2 separate regions of the Homo sapiens genome follow, and region 2 is linked to region 1. The links are chromatin loops, found by intact Hi-C in ENCODE. Cell type or tissue: MCF 10A. All regions are shown on one strand. Links, peaks and the distances in the headings refer to the core of each region. The heading gives the core; the rest is flanking DNA. Region 1 has its middle 90 kb from the start of LINC02172. Region 2 has its middle 160 kb from the start of LINC02511.

The links. A loop is a pair of places that touch in the nucleus more often than their neighbours do. Peaks named below come from ENCODE experiments on the same cell type or tissue, not always from the same donor. Only the 100,000 strongest peaks of a DNase experiment are listed, where the experiment ranks them.
Region 2: a loop joins it to region 1, with 4 times the contacts of the local background. A loop is called at or near these places in 1 of 110 quality-filtered maps.

What each region holds. Positions count from the first base shown.
Region 1 is chr4:137,632,558-137,637,947 of GRCh38, reverse strand. No RefSeq gene overlaps it. Among named protein-coding and RNA genes, the nearest start is that of LINC02172, 90 kb to the right of the region's middle. In MCF 10A, for the core only: no CTCF peak of the experiment used is centred there; a DNase peak (open chromatin) is centred at 2,697.
Region 2 is chr4:137,367,678-137,373,067 of GRCh38, reverse strand. No RefSeq gene overlaps it. Among named protein-coding and RNA genes, the nearest start is that of LINC02511, 160 kb to the right of the region's middle. In MCF 10A, for the core only: no CTCF peak of the experiment used is centred there; a DNase peak (open chromatin) is centred at 2,657.

The sequences.
Region 1 (5,390 bases), core at 249-5,248:
TCAGCCTAGGTTAACCATCCCCAAGATATCCCACAGATGCATGAGTTAAAAAATTTTTATTTTGTGTTCTATTGATAACTTGTGGGGTGTATGTTATGCAGGATTATCATAGCAATAATTAACTGGTACACTGAGCCTCCAGAATCAGTCATCTCTTTTGGAGCCATGGGAGTGAGGGCAGCAACAAACCCTTCAGGCTACCTTCCTCTTGGTTGCTTTATTTATCTGTCTCTCTATTCTCTCTACATTAACATAGACACTTCCCTAATCAGTCTACAGATTCCCTTTCTTCAGCTTTGGTTTAAAAAATATTCACTTGAAAAAATAGTGGAGAAAATACATAGTCCATTTTAAGGTAAACAATAAAAAAAACTTTATATTGTCTCCATGTACAATCTCTTACAACTGAACTAATCTGTAATTTAAATCCAGTTTACGATTATTCAAATATGTAGCCACTAAAACAAAACAAAACAAAAGAGACTTACAACTCGCTGTCACATTAGCAATTATACCACTTGGCATGATACATATTCGGATGGGTTAAGAGTGACTAAATTGCACCCTTTTTTGTGTGTGTGTGTGTGTGTGTGAGACACAGTCTTGCTCTGTTGCCCAGGCTGGAGTGCAGTGATGCGATCTCAGCTCACTGCAACCTCCACCTCCCGGGTTTAAGCGATTTTCCTGCCTCAGCCTCCTGAGTAGCCAGGATTACAGGCATGTGCCACCATGCCCGGCTAATTTTTGTATTTTTAGTAGAGATGGGGTTTCACCATATTGGTCAGTCTGTTCTCGAACTCCTGACCTTGTGATCTGCCCTCCCTGGCCTCCCAAAGTGCTGGGATTACAGGTGTGAGCCACTGCATCCAGCCTAAATTGCACTCTTGGATGAATCTAGAGGTATCTTTGGAACTAGGCAGAAGCAGGTTACTCTAGCCAGGCACCAACTAACCTTGTAAGCTTGGGAAGGCTAAGTAACTTTTCCAAACATCTTTTTTTGCCAAAACGTAGATAATATCTATTTTCTCAGTTTACTATGAGTACTAAATGAGAAAGATGTATTTGAGATCATTTGACAAGTTATAGGAATCAGTAAATGGCAGCTGAAATGGAATCAGTAAATTCCAACCAGATGTGTATCCTGTAGTGTCTCTACCCTTATTATTATCCCCTTATGTTTGTTTAAAAAAGTTACATTGTATTTTATTTAGTAGTACTAGTACTAAAAAGCACAATTTACCATAAATTTTAAAGAATTTATGATGATGTCAGATGGAACTGTGTGAAACTAAGGTGAAGAAGCCTAAGGCACACATAATCCCCCCAACTCCTTCTACAGGTCCATGCTCAAGGGATAAACCCATTACATTTTACTTTGATTTTGGATTCAACTGAACCTGAAAATTCAAAACAACACTCACAGAAGCCTGCCAAGTTTATTCTTCAAAATTTTGATTGAGGATCTTATATTTTTCATCTAAAATAGAGCCTGGCTGAGAACCTGATGCTCCTTTTCTTGGCCATCATCTCTTGAAAAGCTCATGATCTTCAATTGGCCTTTGGACCCAAAGACATACTTTTATTTTCCCATGAAAATCCAAATTGGTAACATTATCTTGGATACCCACTGTAGGCAAATAAATTGTGCTAACTTGATTGTATTAAAAAATAAATATTAGAGTATTTAAAAATATATTAGGATAATATTGCTTGTTCTGATAGTTTAAAGATATTTTAAAATCTATGTTTCTTTCTTTCTCTTAGAGTTTTTCCCAATAAGCTGCTAAAAACATGAATAACTGTATTTCAACAATTTTCTCTTCTATATAATCCCCTGTTAGATGTTTTCAGCTACTAAAGACATTTTCAAAGATTAACCTTTGGAAAATGTCTTTTTAGACAGGAATAAACAAAAGGAAATGAAAACTATGTGAAATTTGCCAGAGAAACTTCTTCTAATGTACACTAATGAGTATGCAGGTCATATGGAAAATTAAACACCAAAATCTAAGTTTTCAGGGCAAGAGAATTTGTGCATACAAATCCTATTACCCGTTAATGGGATTTGTGTGGATCCCCAGTGACCTATTTAGAAAATTTACCCCCTGCTGTTCAAGATGAATATATCATGTGAACTAAACCTGAAAACAGAGTCCTACTGTTGGCTTCATCCCCAATCTGTCAAGCAAGCCCTCTATGATTTCCACAGGATTCTGGCAACAATTTCAGTATTTATATCTGACTGACAGTGCAAAATGACATCTGTATTTTCTCATTGAAGTTATCTGAAATTTGTTTCAAATATATTTTTTCAGTCTTCTTCCTTCCCTCCTCCTCTTCCTCCTTTTTTTCTTTTTCCTCTCCCTCTCCTTCTCTTTCTCTTCCTTCTCTTTTTCCTCCCGTTTGCCTTCCTCCTTTTCTTGTTTTTGAATATTGAAAGGAAACAAAGTAAGCATTAATATTCTGTTCCCCTGGATTTTGTTAAAGAGATGGAGGTTTATGTTACAACTGAAGAAGATATAGCGGATGTGGGTTCAGAATCCTCTCTGTGATATATACACACAAAATTCAGAGAATTCTTTGTAAGTCAGGCGTATCAGACATTGAGAAACCAAATCTCTGAGGCAACAAAAAATGTAATGTTTGCTGTGAGTGACTCTGCCTTCCTTCTTGAGCAACACTCATTTTCCCAACACCTATTCTCTCTGGGACAAAGTACTCTCATCTGTCCTCTCTCTGGACACAGAATCACACTCCAGATGGCATTGCTCCATCCTTCAAAATGGCATGTTTCTGCTTGCCAGCCAACGAAAACATCCATTTACTTAAAGTATAAATTTCAGCTTCTTTTTTGGAACATACAATCTGAACCAAACAAAACAAAATCGAACTAATACATGATTGAATTATCTCTCTTTAAATATCTGAATTCTAGATATTTTTATAACTAAAGAATTAAACTGCTTGATAATGGTGAAATACCAGATAATATCACAATAAATGTGGGGTAAGGAAAGACTTTGGGCAAGGAATTTTTGATATCACTCAGATCACTCAGATTGTTAAATTGAGATCTTTCTAACTTTTTGAAGTGGGCATTTCATGCCGTAAATTTCACTCTTAGCATTGCCTTAGCTGTGTCCCAGAGATTCTAGCATGTTGTATCTCTGTCCTCATTAGTTGCAAAGAACTTCTTTATTTCGACTTTAATTTTATTATTTACCCAAAAGTCATGCAGGAGGTGGGGAGAGGTGGCCCACTCCTGTAATCCCAGCACTTTGGGAGGCTGAGGCAGGTGGATCACTTGAGTCCAGTAGTTCGAGACCAGCCTGGACAACATAGTGAAACCCTGTCTCTGCTAAAACTATAAAAATTAGCTGGGCACAGTGGTACATACCTGTCATCACAGCTACTTGGGAGGCTGAGGCAGGAGAATTGCTTGAATCTGGAGGTGGAGGTTGCAGTGAGCCGAGATCGTGCCACTGCATTCCAACCTGGGTGACAGAGGGAGATTCTGTCTCAGAGGGGGGAGAAAGTCATTCATATGCAGGTTAATTTAATTTTCATGAAATCTTATGGTTTTGATCAATTTTCTTAGGCTTAATTTCTAATTTTATTGTGTGATGTTCCAAAAGAGTGGTTCTTATAACATCGGTTCTTTTGCATTTGCTGACGATTATTTTATGTCCAATTATTTGGTCAATTTTAGCATATGTGCCATGTGGTAATGAGAAGAATGTATATTCTGTCGTTTTGGGGTGAAAAGTTCTGTAGAGACCTATCAGGTCCATTTGATCCAGTTCTGAGTTCAGGTCCTTAATATCTTTGTTAATTTTCTGCCTCAATGATCTAGTACTTTCAGTGGGGTGTTAAATGAAGTCTCCCACTATTATTGTGTGGTTATGTAAGTCTCTTCCTATGTTTCTAAGGCCTTGCTTTATGAATCTGGGTGCTCTTGTTTTGGAGATATATATATATATATATATATATATATATATATATATATATATATAGTTAGTTAGTTAGTTAGTTCTTGTTAAATCGAGTCCTTTACCATTATGTAATATCCTTCTTTGTCTTTTTTATCTTTGTTGGTTTAATGTCTGTTTTGTCTGAAATTAGAATAGCAGTGTATTAGTCAGGGTTCTCCAGAGTGACATAACTAGTAGGATATATGTATATGTGAAAGGCAGTTTATTAAGGAGAATGGACTCACACAATCACAAGGTGAAGTCCCACAATAGGCTGTCTGCAAGCTGAGGAGCAAGGAAGCCAGTAGTGGCTCAGTCTGAGTCCCAAAGCTTCAAAAGTAGGGAAGGTGTCAGTGCAGCCTTCAGTCTGTGGCTGAAGGCACGAAAGCCCATGGCAAACCACTGCTGTAAGTCCAAGGGTCCAAAGGCTGAAGAACCTGGAGCCTGATGTTCAAGGGCAGGAAGTATCCAGCATGGGAGAAAGATGAAAACTGGAAGACCCAGCAAACTAGCTTATTCCCACCTTCTTCCACCTGCTTTTTCTAGTTGTGCTGGCAACTGATTAGATGGTGCCCACCCACACTGAGGATGGATCTTCCTCTCCCAGTCCACTGACTTAAATGTTAATCTCTTCTGGCAACATCCTCACAGACGCACCCAGAAACAATACTTTGCATCCTTCAATACAATCAAGTTGACACTTAATATTAACCATCACAGCAGCCTCTGCTTTTTTCTGTTTTCCATTTGCTTGGTACATTATTCTTCATCCCTTTACTTATGGGTGTCATTGCATGTAAGATGGGTCTTTTGAAGAAAGTATGCTGTTGGGTGTTGCTTCTTTATCCAATTTGCCACTCTGTGCCTTTTAATTAAGGCATTTTGCCTGTTTAGTCTCAAGTTAGTATTGATATATGTGGATTTGTTCCTGTCATCATGTCGTTAGCAGGTTATATGCAGACTTGTTTGTGTGATTGCTTTATAATGTCACTGGTCTGTGTGCTTAAGTGTGTTTTTCTAGTGGCCAGTAATGGTCTTTCTTTTCCATGTTTAGCACTCCTTTCAGGATCTCTTGTAAGGCAGGTTGGGTGTTAACAATATCCATTAGAATTTGCTTGTCTGAGAAGAATCTTATTTTTCCTTCACTTAGTTGGGCTGGATATGAAATTATTGGTTGAAAATTCTTTTCTTTCTTTTATTTTCATTGATGTCCTTGGAGGTTTGATTATGATGTAGCGTGGGTTCAGTCAACTAGCTTCACTTCTAGTAGATTTTTGGAGGGCCAAGGCTCAGCATAGCCTCCCTGGGCTGTGTGTTTTAACTCTGGGGGGCTGGTATGGGGCCCCCGGCTTTATTCTCTGGCCCCTCAAGTTTGGAAACCTACTGGACTGGAGGGGCCAAGGTGTTCCTGGACCTCTG
Region 2 (5,390 bases), core at 111-5,110, 260 kb after region 1:
AAGATTATAAATACAATCCTTTTACTTTGTTTCAGCTGAAGTTTCTAGACAATACTGAGCTGAATAGTTTTTTTTTTTCTTTAGCAGCCTAGGAAAGAGATTTTGAGGCAGAGAGAAGGCTTGCTGAATGGGAAAAAAAATTTTTTTGAATAGAGAACTCTTGCTGTGGCCTGAATCCCATTTCTTCACCCCACCCCAACTATAAGAGGTTGCGGTGGACAGGTCCCTGCCTTTCACTTCATATAGAGGAGGGCTTCAAATGGATCAAGAGGAGAGTTTGAAATATGTCTCCTAGGACTTTATCTAGGACCAGAACTGAGGCCACACAGATAAGAAGGGAGAAGTAATCTTGCATAGGAATTCAGCACATGCTCCAAGATTTTATTGCAGAAAAAATGTGTGAGTATATGATACCCCAAATGAATTCACTTATGAAGCATAACCATAAAAGAGTCATCTTTGATTTTATCATTGGAAACCACCTGAATGGGGGAGACTATCTCAGGCCAAATAATTGATCAAATTTCCAGATACTAAAGGATAAGCAAGGAGTTGCAAATGACCAATCAGGGAAGTTATTGCATCCAGCATGAGGAAACTGCAGGCCAGATATCCTCAGAGTTAGCTAATTTCCAAAGAACTCATGAAAACTTTTTAGGAATAGAATTGTTTCATCTCAATTATGTTATTCTGTTTATGTAAGCATGGTCCTTGTAGTACCCTACAGTGAAGAGGAATTTATCTGTCTCATATGCAGTATTTTTAATACCACTTTTATTTCTGTATTTAGATTGCACAAAATATTTCTACTCAAGAATGTAATAATGTGCTGCTGATTTGCTAATGAGTAATTTACTTAGAGGACTTTCACATCCAGAAATTAGTAATGCTGAAACAGTAGAAGTGTAAGTGAAGTAAGTACCTTCCATTCCTTTCCCATTTTCTTTCTTGTGTCCTTTCTCTTAAATACATCAACTTTAAGAAGTCAAACCCTGAATTTACAAAATAGGGAAAGGAGCAGTCAACATCAGATGAGGCAACAGAGAATTATTCCACCATATCTTTCTCCTTTTAAACTTATTCTATTGGTTGATATTCCATTCTTTTCTTTATATACGTATAGTCGTTGTAGCACAAACTTTGAGTAAAGAGAAGTCTCTCTAATTGGTTATTATCTTATGATCTGTTTTCTCTCGATTTGAGTTTTACAAAATTCTATACACAAGCAGATGTAACAATGCTAATATTCCTAATGATGAATTTGCCTTTACTTTTTTTTTTGAGAGAAGGAGTTTCGCTCTTGTTGTACAGGCTGGAGTGCAATGGCATGATCTCAGCTCACTGCGACCTCCTGGGTTCAAGCAATTCTTCTGCCTCAGTTTCCCAAGTAGCTAGGATTACAGAAGCCCACCACCACACCTGGCTAATTTTAAAATATTTTTAGTAGAGATGGTGTTTCACCGTGTTGGCCAGGCTGGTCTTGAACTCCTGACCTCAGGTGATCTGCCCACCTCGGCCTCCCAAAGTGCTGGGATTACAAGTGTGAGCCACCACACTTGGCCTTGCCATTATGTTTTTTATAGGTTTATTAAGGTATAATCAATATAAAAACCTGCACATATTTAATGTATACAATTTGATGCATTTGTTCACACACATACACCCACAATACCATCACCACAATCTAGGTAAAACTATTACCACAAAATTTTCTTTGTAACCCTTTGCTCTGTTGTGTGTAGGTATGTGCAGTAAGAACACTTGACATGAGATCTATTCTCTTAACAAATTTAAGTGGACAACAAAGTATTAACTATAGGACTAAACTTTAGGTATAAATAACAAATTGTGTTTTTAAAAAATGTGAAAATATTGCTCTTGAAATATGTTTTCTGAATGAGTATTTACTTTTAGAAGTAGTTTAAAGCAAAGAGATTTAGGCCATATCCTACAACTTATTAAAGTATTAAAATATATGAGTAGAATAAAGATTACTAGGTACAAAAGCTATATATCATCTTGTCATTTTTTTTCAGTAAATAATAACATGTTCTTATTCATTCAGACTGAAGCCGTGTAAACACATGTTTCTACACACAAAAGGAAACCCTGAATTGTTGAATTGTTCTGGTATAAACTGGCTCAAACAGACACTTGAGGGTTTAAGAGGGAATGCCATGACCAACAAATCCAGACGCTCTATGAGCTCCACTAAATCCAACAGAAACATTGAGCTTTATACTTTTACCCTTGAGACAGTTTGAATTGAATAGCTATTTGCAGAGTTATGTGAGGGTGAGACAAAAATGAATGTACCATGTAAAATAGTGTTTCAAATAACATATTGGTTTGAAGATATTTGTTCCAATTTTTATAAGGTTTTATTTCTTTCCAACAAGTTGGTTCAGCTTGTTAAAAAGAATATTGCCTTTTAACTCTCTTCTCCTTGAGAACAACATAAACATAGTTAACCTATATGGTCACATTCTTCTGAGACTAGTAGTGAATAAAAGAGGACATTGTGTGGACAGTCAGCAATTCTTTTCCTGCTTAGTACCCCGTAAACTGTGTAATTATCTGAGGTGTTGCTATAAATCCAGTATTTACAACATGCATTCCTTAGACGGTGAAGTAATTGCACGTGTCATAGGTGAAAAAATGTTTCATTTTTTTTCTCTGAGACACTTTAAAAAAATTATTGAATGTATGCTTTGGAAGAAATGTGAGTGTAAATATTATGCAATCCAATGTATGACATTCTGGCAATACTACTTTAAACAATACATCTAACAATAGTAGCAACAGTTTGTCTTATTTCTACTGAACATAATATGACTAATGACATTACTGCTATGTTTTGGGGTTTCTTATGCTTTCAGGATAGATTATTTTAGATATTCTCACACGACCTTGCTATTCCTGGTCTCTCATGAAAAATTAAAACATTTTTATGTTTTATGTTTTATGACTTAAAACCATTCTTACCTCTTTCATTTCGTCTTGGTGCACAAGTTCAGGGTTACATAAAATTTGTTTCATTAGGAAATTGTAGAGCAGATTGAGGTTACCAATAAAATGTCTTAGAAAGTTATTGCCAAGGAACTGAATTCATTTTGTTGGTTGCTCTCTGTTTTTATAGTCTTTGCTTTTGTTCCTCGACACAAACATACACACACACACACGCACAAACACACACTTACTTATAATTCCTGAGCAATTTATAAACCAAGCCACCTTTAAGCCTCAGAAGCAAATCAGATCCATGAGGCTGTGTGCCAAGGCAACTGTGCGTCAGAATGTAACACAACATGGAGCTTCATAGTTGACCGTGGTCAAAGAACTTTAACTCCCAAAGCTCTCAGCCTTTGTTTTGCCTCAGTGTTTATCCATGTATTCATTTACAAAACTTTTTATTAAGAGCCAATGTGAACAAGAAGGAAATTCTTTCTTTCTTTTATTATTATTTTTTTTTGAGACAGTGTCTTGCTCTATCACCCAGGCTGGAGTGCGGTGGCTCGATCTCTGCTCACTGCAACTTTCACCTCCTGGGTTGAAACAATTCCCCTGCCTCAGCCTCCTGAGTAACTGGGATTACAGGCATGCACCACCATGCCCGGCTAATTTTTTGTATTTTTAGTAGAGAAGCAGTTTCACCATATTGGTCAGGCTGGTCTTGAACTCCTGGCCTCAAGTGATCTGCCAGCCTCGGCCTGCCAAAGTGCTGGGATTATAGGTGTGAGCCACTGAGCCCGGCCTACAATGGAAATAATTTCTGCCCTTGTGAGATTTACAGTCTAGTAGGGGAGACATTAAACATGAAAACCAAAACATATATATCCATAACAAAATATATGCATGTTATGAGTTTGACTGTAATGGCTTAATCAACTAGGGATTTGTTTTCTCATATTAAAAAAGTTTTGTTGTGACAGATTCTAATTTCCAAAGATGGATATACCAATATATTCTATCTTAAATGTTCTTTCCATAATTGAGAGGTAGAGCTTATGCTGTTTCCTCTTGAATAAGGTGGGGTTCAACTATTACAAAAGTAACACTATGTAACTTCCATGTCTAAATTATAAAGGAAAGAAAGCTTTTGTCTGATCCTTTTAGGAGGCTTGATCTTAGAAAACAGCTGTCCTTCGGTACAGAATCCAAGCAGCCACATGGATTGGCCATGTGTAGGATTTCCAGCCCCAACCCCAGAACAAGCTGAAGACTCAGCCAATAGTTACCATCAACCTCTATTATTTTCCCGAATGAGTTTTCAAGTGATTCTAACACTGTTTTCAAATTTCCCTGACTGACACTGAGTGAAGCAGAAATGAACTCTCTCTGATGAACCCTGGCCAAACTGCAGATTTGTGAGTAAAATTAATGTTGTCATTCAAGTCACTAAGTTTTGGGTTTGTTTGAGCAGACTTTGATATCTGTAAGTGGGATTCTGGCAAATATATATATTTAACATATATAAAAAACATTTAATTTTATGTGTTTTATATAAAACATTTAATTTTATGTATTTGTGTGTATGGCTTTGCAAACAAGTGGCAAGCGGACAAAAGGAAGCTTGACAAATCTTGAAAGAAGAGGTAATAAAAGCCAAAAAGTAAGAGATTATTAATGAAGCCCGATGGCTCTCAAAAAAACTATCAATGAGAGATTTGAGAAAAGTAGATACTGGTGGCCGGAGGAAAGGGTACACTTGTTATGTGGTATTAGAAAGTTTAGAAACTTTGTCACTTGTAGTAACATGAAAAATAGGATATCTGTTTAATGATCTAGACCACCACTTATCTCAGATGTTTCCCAGGGAAGTTTTGAAGATGCTGCTTGCTTCTTCCTGTCTATAGTAAAATAAGAAAGGAACAAGTTATGCTAAACAGATTGTTAGGTACACATGAACTAGTATTTACTGAATTAAAAAAAATACTTTCTCATTTCCTGCTTATTTAGATATAGAAAAAGAGATGCTAAAATTAAGAAATGACTTCTGAGCAAATATCAAATCCAGGGTGATGTCCATGGTATAGAGAACCAGAACAACAGTAACAATCCAGAGTGTTTCCTCTTTCTGCTTTGCCGTCTTAAGCATGTGGATTTTCTGCTCATATTCACATAATGGCTGTTCCATCTGCACATATTGCATCTTATTCCACATAGGAGGGAGGATGCAGCCAAAGGGCTAAGGTTGCATAAGTTACCAGGATCTCTCTGTTTCAATTTCAAAATTACTAAATAGTGGTTAATAATGGTAACTATCTCATGAGTCATTTGTAAGAATTACATTTGTTTATAAGTATAAAGCATTTTGAATCATGCTAGAAATATGAGTGCCACAATAGTATCTGCTTAAACGGAGAGGAAACAAGCATAAGCATGTTCTT